Linked DNA regions of Homo sapiens: region 1 is linked to region 2. A link is a contact called in ENCODE Hi-C or POLR2A ChIA-PET data. All regions are on one chromosome and are shown on one strand. The core of a region is the stretch at or near the end of the contact, and the rest is flanking DNA. Distances in the headings are between cores, read along the strand shown.

Evidence for each region. A loop is a pair of places that touch in the nucleus more often than their neighbours do. ChIA-PET counts read pairs that join two places held with the same protein, here RNA polymerase II (POLR2A). Pooled maps may share reads with other maps.
Region 1: a loop to region 2 is called in a pooled map, with 6 times the contacts of the local background. The contact joins the promoter of GEMIN7-AS1 here to the promoter of NECTIN2 in region 2. A Hi-C loop is called at or near these places in 5 of 50 pooled maps. POLR2A ChIA-PET finds 5 or more read pairs at or near these places in 4 of 52 experiments (HEK293, SK-N-SH, activated CD8-positive, alpha-beta memory T cell and 1 more).

Annotation. Positions count from the first base shown.
Region 1 is chr19:45,087,627-45,092,039 of GRCh38, forward strand. GEMIN7-AS1 (GEMIN7 antisense RNA 1) reads right to left here and starts at 2,765. Exons shown (of 2, transcript NR_134887.1): 1 at 2,443-2,765. GEMIN7 (gem nuclear organelle associated protein 7) reads left to right here. Exons shown (of 3, transcript NM_024707.3): 3 at 2,481-3,892. The coding sequence starts at 2,489. The coding sequence ends at 2,884. RefSeq lists silencers at 2,050-2,223, 3,924-4,108 and enhancers at 2,165-3,160, 3,161-4,155, 3,766-3,815.
Region 2 is chr19:44,843,558-44,847,832 of GRCh38, forward strand. It overlaps NECTIN2 (nectin cell adhesion molecule 2), which reads left to right and starts at 2,740. Exons shown (of 9, transcript NM_001042724.2): 1 at 2,740-3,056. The coding sequence starts at 2,969. RefSeq lists silencers at 1,104-1,503, 2,371-2,420, 2,501-2,580, 2,711-2,810.

The DNA of each region.
Region 1 (4,413 bases), core at 1,515-4,014, 240 kb after region 2:
GGAGGCCTGTGTGGCTGGGGTGGGGAGAGCAAGCGTGGTACACCACGAGGGTGCCGGCAGGATCCAGAGCTAAGACAGAAGCCACAAGAGGGCTCCGAGCAGAGGAGGGATATGATCTGACTCAGGCATTAACAGGGTGTTGGGGTGCAGACGGCGGGGGGTGAAGGTGGAAGCCAGGGACCCAGTGAGGAGTTGACTACAGTACTCCAGGCAGGAAGTGTCTGTGGCTGCAGCAGGATGCTGGCAGTGGAGGAGGTGAGAAGTGTTAGGTTGTGAATAAATAAATATGTGTGTGTGTGTATATATAGATATATAATTTTTTTTTTTTTTTTTTTTTGAGACAGAGTCTTGCTCTGTCGCCCAGGCTGGAGTACTGTGGCACAATCTCGGCTCACTGCAACCTCTGCTTCCCAAGTTCAAGTGACTCTCCTGCCTCGGCCTCCTGAGTAGCTGGGATTACAGGTGCCCGCCACGATGCTTGGCTAATTTTTGTATTTTTCGTAGAGACGGGGTTTCACCATGTTGGCCAGGCTGGTCTCGAACTCCTGACCTCAAGTGATCTGCCCACCTCGGCCTCCCAAAGTGCTGGGATTACAGGTGTGAGCCACTGCTCCCAGCCTTATACAATTTTTTTCTCAGCCTTTCTTTGTCTTTTATGACTTTAATATTTTTGAAGAGCCCAGGTTAGTTGTGCTGTTTTTGTTTTTGTTTTTTCTAAGACAAAGTCTCACTCTTGCCCAGGCGTGGAGTGCAGTGGCGCGATCATAGCTCACTGCAGCTTCAACCTTCCAGGGCTCCAGTGATTCTCTTACCTCAGTCTTCTGAGTAGCTGGGACTTCCACGAGTACATTGTCAAGCCTGGCTAATGTTTTTTATTTTTAGTAGAGACGAGGTCTTACCATGTTGCCCAGGCTGCTCTTGAACTCCTGAACGCAAGCAATCCTCTCACCTTGGCCTCCTGAGGTGCTGGGATTATAGGCATGAGCCACCATGCCTATCCCTGTTGTCCTTGTTTGGCCCAGAGGCTGGAAGATCACTTGAGGCCAGAAGTTCAAGACCAGCCTCGGCAACATAGTGAGACCCTGTCTCTTTAAAATTTAAAAAAAAAAGAAAAGGAATAGCACAGAAGTGGTGCCCTGCCTTCTTAGTGTCCCATTCCTGGAGATGTTGGCTTTGATCACTAAGTTAAGGGGGTGCATACCAGGTTCCTCCAGTATAAATTTGTGTTTGCCCTTTACAGTGAATGAATATCTTATAAGTCTGTTAAGACTATGTAGATACCTTATACTTCATCAAACTCCCATCCATGCTTTTTTTTTTTTTTCTTTTTTTTGACACAGAGTCTCACTCTGTCGCCCAGGCTAGAGTGCTGTGGTGCGATCTCTGCTCACTGCAGCCTCCGCCTTTTGGGTTCAAATGATTCTCCTGCCTTAACCTCCCGAGTAGCTGGGACTACAGGCGCATGACACCACACCCGGCTAATTTTTGTATTTTTGGTAGAGGCGGGGTTTCGCCATGTTGACCAGGCTGGTCTCGAATTCCTGACCTCAAGTGATTCGCCCACCTTGGCCTCCCAAAGTGTTGGGATTACAGGTGTGAGCCACCGCACCCGGCCCTATCCACACATTTTTGCATCTATTCCTTTTATATTTATTTACTTGCCAGTCTACAGTAAGGATTATATTTTCCTTCTCTTCCTTATTTATTCATTTATTTATTATTGGTATGGATTCTGGATTTCTGTTTTATCCAGTGGGTTATAATCTGTAACTATCATTATTGTATTGTTCAAATAATTCCAGATTTGGCCACTGGGAGCCCTTTCAAGCTAGCTCATGTGTGAGTGGGAATCTATCTAGAAGATAGAATTTCCTGATGGATTGGGTGGGTTGTGTGTGAGAGAAAGCTGGGGTTTATTCTTTTTTTTAGAGACAGTGTCTCACTCTGTCACCCAAGCTGGAGTGCAGTTGCACAATTACAGCTCACTGCAGCCTCCATCTCCTGGGCTCAACTAATCCTTCTCCCTCAGCCTCCTGAGTAGCCCAGCTAATGTAAAATATATATATATATTTTTAGAAATGGGGTCTCGCTATATTGCCCAGGCTGGTCTCAAACTCCCAGCTTCAAAGTGATCCTCCTGCCTTGGCCTCCCAAAGGGCTGGGATTACAGGCATGAGCCACCATGCCTGGCCAGGTTCATCTTTTGGCAAATATTTATTGCCTATAAGTTGAGATAAAAACATTATAAAAGCAGACAAAGGTCCTTGCCTTCACGGGGCTCATGTTTTTGTGCATGTGACACTTTTGTTTCTGATCCAAGCCATTGGGGGACGATGGCACAGATTTTAGGAGGGTGGATCAGTCTGGGGCAGGTGCAGTGGAGCTGCCTGGTAGACCAGCCTCTGCTTCCACTCCTCCCTCCTCCATTAGCCCCATGCTTACCATGTAATGACTTCCTGCTCTTTTTCTTCACTCAACAGCCAAGACAATGCAAACTCCAGTGAACATTCCCGTGCCTGTGCTCCGGCTGCCCCGGGGCCCTGATGGCTTCAGCCGTGGCTTTGCCCCTGATGGACGCAGAGCCCCCTTGAGGCCAGAGGTTCCTGAAATCCAGGAGTGTCCCATAGCTCAAGAATCCCTGGAATCCCAGGAGCAGCGGGCACGAGCCGCCCTTCGGGAGCGTTACCTCCGCAGCCTGCTGGCCATGGTGGGTCATCAGGTGAGCTTCACGTTGCACGAGGGTGTGCGTGTGGCCGCCCACTTTGGAGCCACCGACCTGGATGTGGCCAACTTCTACGTGTCACAGCTGCAGACTCCCATAGGTGTGCAAGCAGAGGCGCTGCTCCGATGTAGTGACATTATTTCATATACCTTCAAGCCATAAAGATATTGTGTTCACTTTTCTGCTTGAGGCTAAGGCACTGTATCCCAGGCCTCCCAATGTTCCCGAGCCAGGAACTCTGGGCCCCATGGAGTTATGAGCTCCCTTGGAATTTTGAGCCAAGCTTTAAGCAAGTCTGGACTCCTGAGACCTCCTGGGTCTAGTCAGTAAAATTCTGCAACTCTAGGAATTCTAAGATCCCATTGGAAGGAATGCTCTACCTCACAGAACTCTGAACCCTACAGAAATATGGGCCTGCTGCCATTTCCTGAAGACCGGGGCATCGGGGTGGGGTGATAAAGGATACAACCTGCACAGGGGGAAGTTATTAAAGAGGCTGCAAAGTCCAGCCACCCTGAAGATACTCCCCAGTGCTCCCCTCCTGCTAAAGAACCAGTTACCCCAGGAAAATTCGACTCCTGTTTTTCTTTAATTAACTATACCGACGGGGATGGAGTCATCTTTAGGGGCTGGTAGGGTGGTTATCCAAGGGCTGAATCCAGTGGAGCTGGGCCAAGTACGACAGGAGTCCAGATAAAGGTGTAGGGGCTGCACGGCCGCAAGTCTCCTGGAAAGGCTGGAGTGACCGGCATGCCGGGATTGGGAGATTAGGATTTGATTTCATTTTGGGGCGGGCGGTGGCTCGTGCTGGGTCACGTGGTCGTGCCCAAGCGCTCCTCCTGTTGCCCCACCTGTGGTTGCTGTGGACTGCACACGACAGCAGATTCGCTGTCCCCTCGTTGGAGGCGAATGGTCGGACCCCGAGTGGCGGCGCCCCTGATAAAAGGCCGAGGATTCGCGATCAGGGTGCAACTTCACTCCCTCCTCTTTTCTCTCCAGCCTTGCAGCGTGGCCGTTCACATCACGCGCTTCACTAAGCCTCCTATCACTAGTAACCTTTCAGCGCATTGTTTAAAAAGAAAGCAGTTTCTGTCCCTTTCTGTAGTTCCTTTAAGTTCAGGATGTAAGCGAAGCCTTCCATTAAGTAAAGGTGAGTGTCGTTTCGTCTCAGTCGCGAAAGTGCGGCGGCCGATGATGAACCGCGCCAGGAGCAGCCTCAGCGGCCATCAGTCCATTCGCAGCGCCGGCTCCGCCGAGGCCCGGACTTAGCTCTCGAGTTGCCTTGGCGACGACGCAGCTCGCTCCGCCCCAGTTCCCTTTTATGGTTTCAGCCCCGCCTCCTCTAGTTAGCCGGGTGCGCTTCGGCAAGCGTGGCGAAAGTGCGGCGGCGAATGTCAAGCGTTGGGTCTGAGCCTAGGGGTGTGGCTTGAGCTCACGCTGGTTCTTTCTTGCCTCGGTGATCCACCAGCCTTGTCACCCAGGATTTAGGTTGGCAGATTCGTCTCTCGCCTTTGGAATTTCTACCTTCTCCTAGGTTTTGTTTTTTAAAATCAGGCCTATGATACCGCTCATGGGCTCATATTTATTTTAGCATTGTAATTTAAGTTGTATTTTATGCAACTCTACCCCGATACAGAGAGCTGTTGATGTAACTGCAGCGAGCAAATGGAGGACTAGAGACTAGCGAAGGG
Region 2 (4,275 bases), core at 1,490-3,989:
TGTGCCTCAGTTTACTTTTCAGTGAAATGGGGATCACCATGGTGTCCCCTTCATGGGATCCCTGTGAGGAACTAACTAAGAGAAATAAGGTGCTTAGAAGAGTCAGCTCTGGCTCTGCCATTTTGTTTATTTTTATTTATTTTTAATTTCTATTTTATTTTATGTTTTTCAGACTGAGTCTCACTCTGTTGCCCAGGCTGGAGTGCAGTGGTGCGATCTCGGCTCACTGCAACCTCCAACTCCCGGGTTCAAGCGATTCTCCTGCCTCAGCCTCCCAAGTAGAGACAGGGTTTCACCATGTCGGCCAGGCTGGTCTCGAACTCCTGAACTCAAGTGATCCACCCGCCTCAGCCTCCCAAAGTGCTGGGATTACAGGCGTCAGCCAGGGCGCCCCGCCCTGGCTCTGCCATTTTGTAACTCAGTGAGTCACTTCATCTCTCTGCTTCAGTTTCCCTATCGCCCATGGCGCTGCATGGCTTACATGAGATAATATTCGCAGTGCACTTAGATCAGTGCCTGGCACACGGTAAGTGCTGACTACATGTATTAACAGTATCGTAAGTGCCGGGCGCGGTGGCTCACACCTGCAATCCCAGCATTTTGGGAGGCTGAAGCGGGTGGATCAGGAGGTCAGGAGTTTGAGACCAGCCTGACCAACATGGTGAAACCCCGTCTCTACTAAAAATACAAAAATTAGCCGGGCGTGGTGGCGCGCGCCTGTAATCCCAGCTACTCAGGAGGCTGACTCAGGAGAATCGCTTGAACCCAGGAGGCAGAGGTTGCAGTGAGCCGAGATCGCGCCACTGCCCTCCAGCCTGGGCGACAGAGCGAGACTCCGTCTCAAAGAAAAAAAAAAAAAAAGGATCATAACTAAGACTCGAATGCGGAGGGATAACAGCCTCTGCTACTTGAAACCTAGTCCTTCTGGGGAGGAAAGCCCAGGTGTGTGGCAGGTGGAAGGGAGGGCGAGCCTAGGTGGTCCTCTTGCTAGGGCAAGAAGCCCCCAAGCACCTGCCCCCAGCTGAGCAGCTCCGCGCCTCCTGGCCCTGGACGAACTTGGGCCCAGACTGGCGCTCCGTGGCACCCCCTCCCCCGGCCTCCCGCTTCGCGCCCTCATCCCGCCCCCCGGCGCGGCCTCACCAGCTCCCCCTGGGCAGCCCAAAGAATGCGAAGAGGTAGGTGGGGGTAGGGAGGAGGGCGAGCCGCTGGGAGAGACAAAGGGCCCGAGTCTGAGCGAGAGACACAAAGACGCGAGGAGGCTGGGGAGATAGGGGAAGTGGGACAAGGACGCGGGGAGTGACCAGGTCCGGAGGCCGGACTGGAGCCCAGCCCCACCCAGCCCGGCCGGGCCAGCGCAGCGCGGGGGCCGGTCTCTGCTGCCCCCTGGCGGGTGGCTGCGGTGAGAAGGCGGCGCGGAGCAGGTGTTGGGAGGGGAGGACCAGGGCGCGCAGGGAGGTAGGGAGGGAAGGAAGCAGAGAACAGAGCAGGGACAGAGAGACAGCGAGAGAGACTCGCACGCAGAGACAAGAGACGCCGAGAGGGAGACACAGAGAAAGAGACAGGGACAGAGAGACACAGATAGAGACAGAGAGAGACACACGGAGAGACAGAGACAGAGAAGCACAGAGATAGAGAGGCACAGAGATAGAGACAGAGAAACACAGAGACAGAGAGGCACACAGAGACAGAGAGGCACAGAGACAGGCCGATAGAGACAGAGATACACAGAAATAGAGACAGAGACAGAGAGGCACACAGATAGAGACAGAGAGACACAGAGACAGAGTCAAAGGATGGAAAGAGACATGGGGACCAAGTGACCCAGAAACAGTGACAGACAGGCCGGGCTTGGTGGCTCACGCCTGTAATCCCAGCATCTTGGGAGGCCGAGCCGGGAGGATCGCTTGAGGCCAGCCTCAGCAACATAGTGAGACCCCGCCGCCCCCCCGCCCCGTCTCTTTTATTGAAATAAAGAAACAGTGACTGACAAAGGAAGACCAGAAACAGAGCGACACCGAAGCATGAGGACGGAAAGACCCAGAGAGGCAGAAATACAGGGACAGAGAGGAAGACCCAAAGAGAGTGAGAGAGACACAAAGACACGTAAGAGAGACAGAGAAATCCAGAAAGAAACGAGTGCAGCGACACCTAGAGTTCGGGGCAGAGATTAGAAACGCACGAGGGTACGAGAAACAGGCTCAGGGCGATGGGCTCGACCTGCGGGGAGGTCGCACAACCGGGACGTGCTGGGGGCAGAACCGTAAAGCCCCACGTGCCTCAGGCAACTGTGATGAGAGGACCCGGGCAGGCAGGAAAGGGCAGGATTCGAACTGTGGGTGGGACAGAGGCCAGGACGGACTGAGCTAAGAGACCGAGAGAACTCCGGCTAGGGCGAGGGGCGGGGCTGGTGGAGGCGGGGCTGGTGGGGGCGGAGTCGGCCGGAAGGGCCGAAAGGGGCGTGGCAAGACCTTGGCGAGGCGGCCGGTAGGCAGGGGGCGGGGCGTGGGAACTACTCGGGAGCAGAGGGGGCGTGGCTAGACCTTAGGGGGCGTGGTTTAACGCCGGGAGCGAAGGAGACAGAATTCTTTGGCAGGGGCGACCTTAGAATCCTGGGGAGGAGCGAGAATGGAATCCCGGGGAGGAACAGGGGTGGAATCCGGGGGGCGGGGTCAGAACGCCAGGAGGGGGCGGGGCCGGAGCCAGGGTCGGCTTGACTCGGGGGAGCAGCGGGTGGATCCTGTGACGTCAGCGGGTTCGAACCGCCGGAGCTGAGCGAGAGGCCGGGGGTGCCGAGCCGGGCGGGGAGAGCTGGGCCGGGAGAGCAGAACAGGGAGGCTAGAGCGCAGCGGGAACCGGCCCGGAGCCGGAGCCGGAGCCCCACAGGCACCTACTAAACCGCCCAGCCGATCGGCCCCCACAGAGTGGCCCGCGGGCCTCCGGCCGGGCCCAGTCCCCTCCCGGGCCCTCCATGGCCCGGGCCGCTGCCCTCCTGCCGTCGAGATCGCCGCCGACGCCGCTGCTGTGGCCGCTGCTGCTGCTGCTGCTCCTGGAAACCGGTGAGACGAGCGGACGGCCCCCTGCCCTCGCGCGGACCCCCTCCAACCTTACCTTCCGAGCTGGGGAAGCCGAGCACCTTCCCCGCCCACCCCCGGCTCCCCGAGCCCCCTCTCGCGTGCCCCCTTCCTGGCTGGCCCCACAGACTCCGACCCCCTACACGTCCGATTCTCTCGAGGAGACTCTGACCCCTCCTTTCTGCATCTCTCTCACCACCACCCCCATCCTTCTTAATCCAATTGCCCATCCTACGCCTGCTTGTCTGTCCCCCTCCCCATTTCTCGGATTCCCGCGCCGAAAGGGTTAAATCCCAGGAAGGCCTGGTGCCCCCTCCCCACCCCGCGCCGAGTAGTTCACCCGGATCTGGGTCTCTGTCTCCTCTACCCCTCTCAGGAATGTGGGGAATGTTCCCCCCACCTACCGCAGTAAGGTCTCGAGGAAGAGGCGAGACCACCTCCCTCCCCTATTTTTCCTTCTTCCCGGCTTGGGCGTCTGAGGCCCGGAGAGAACTGAGGACAAGCGGACCTGATTCGGGTCCCTTGGAGGGCTAAGGATAAGAGTTCTGGCGACTTAGGGGGAAGGGCCTGAGCTCGGAGCTCCAACCCCGAACCTCAGGGAGTTGGGGGTTCTGACTCCGTGGACTCCAGAAAAATTAGGGGCCGGGGGCTCCGTCTTCAGGGTCCCTGGTAGAATGGAGGCTAGGCGCTAAGTCTAACTGGGATCTAGGTAAAACTGGGGGCGAGAGAGGATCAAACTTGTAGCTTCTGGATTTAATTGTGGGCAGGGGGCTTCGTTTTCAGGGTTCCCGGCAGAACCGGGGGACAGGAGACTCGATCTCGTGGGCTTCAGACTTAATTGTAGGCAGAGGAACGTCTTCTGAGATCCAAACAGAAGTGCGAGCAGCGGGCCCCGTCTCTTGGGCTCCAGATATGATCAAGGGTCGAAGGCTCTGTCTTGAGGCTGGAGTCTCAGTCGCCTGAGTCCCAGATAGAACGGGAGGCCCCGAGTCCCAGAGGCTGGGAGACTCCTCCCTTTCCCTATGAATGGTCGGGGGCGACGGAGACGTCGCCGGGGAAGTTTTCCTGGTTTCACTCTCGCCGAGCCAGGGAGGGGCGGGGCGGGCGCTCCTGGCTCCGGGTTCCGGACTCCCCGGTTTCGGGACCTTATCTATCCTCTGGTAGCGCCTTTGTCCTCAGAGCCATAGCAGGAGGTGGACGAGTG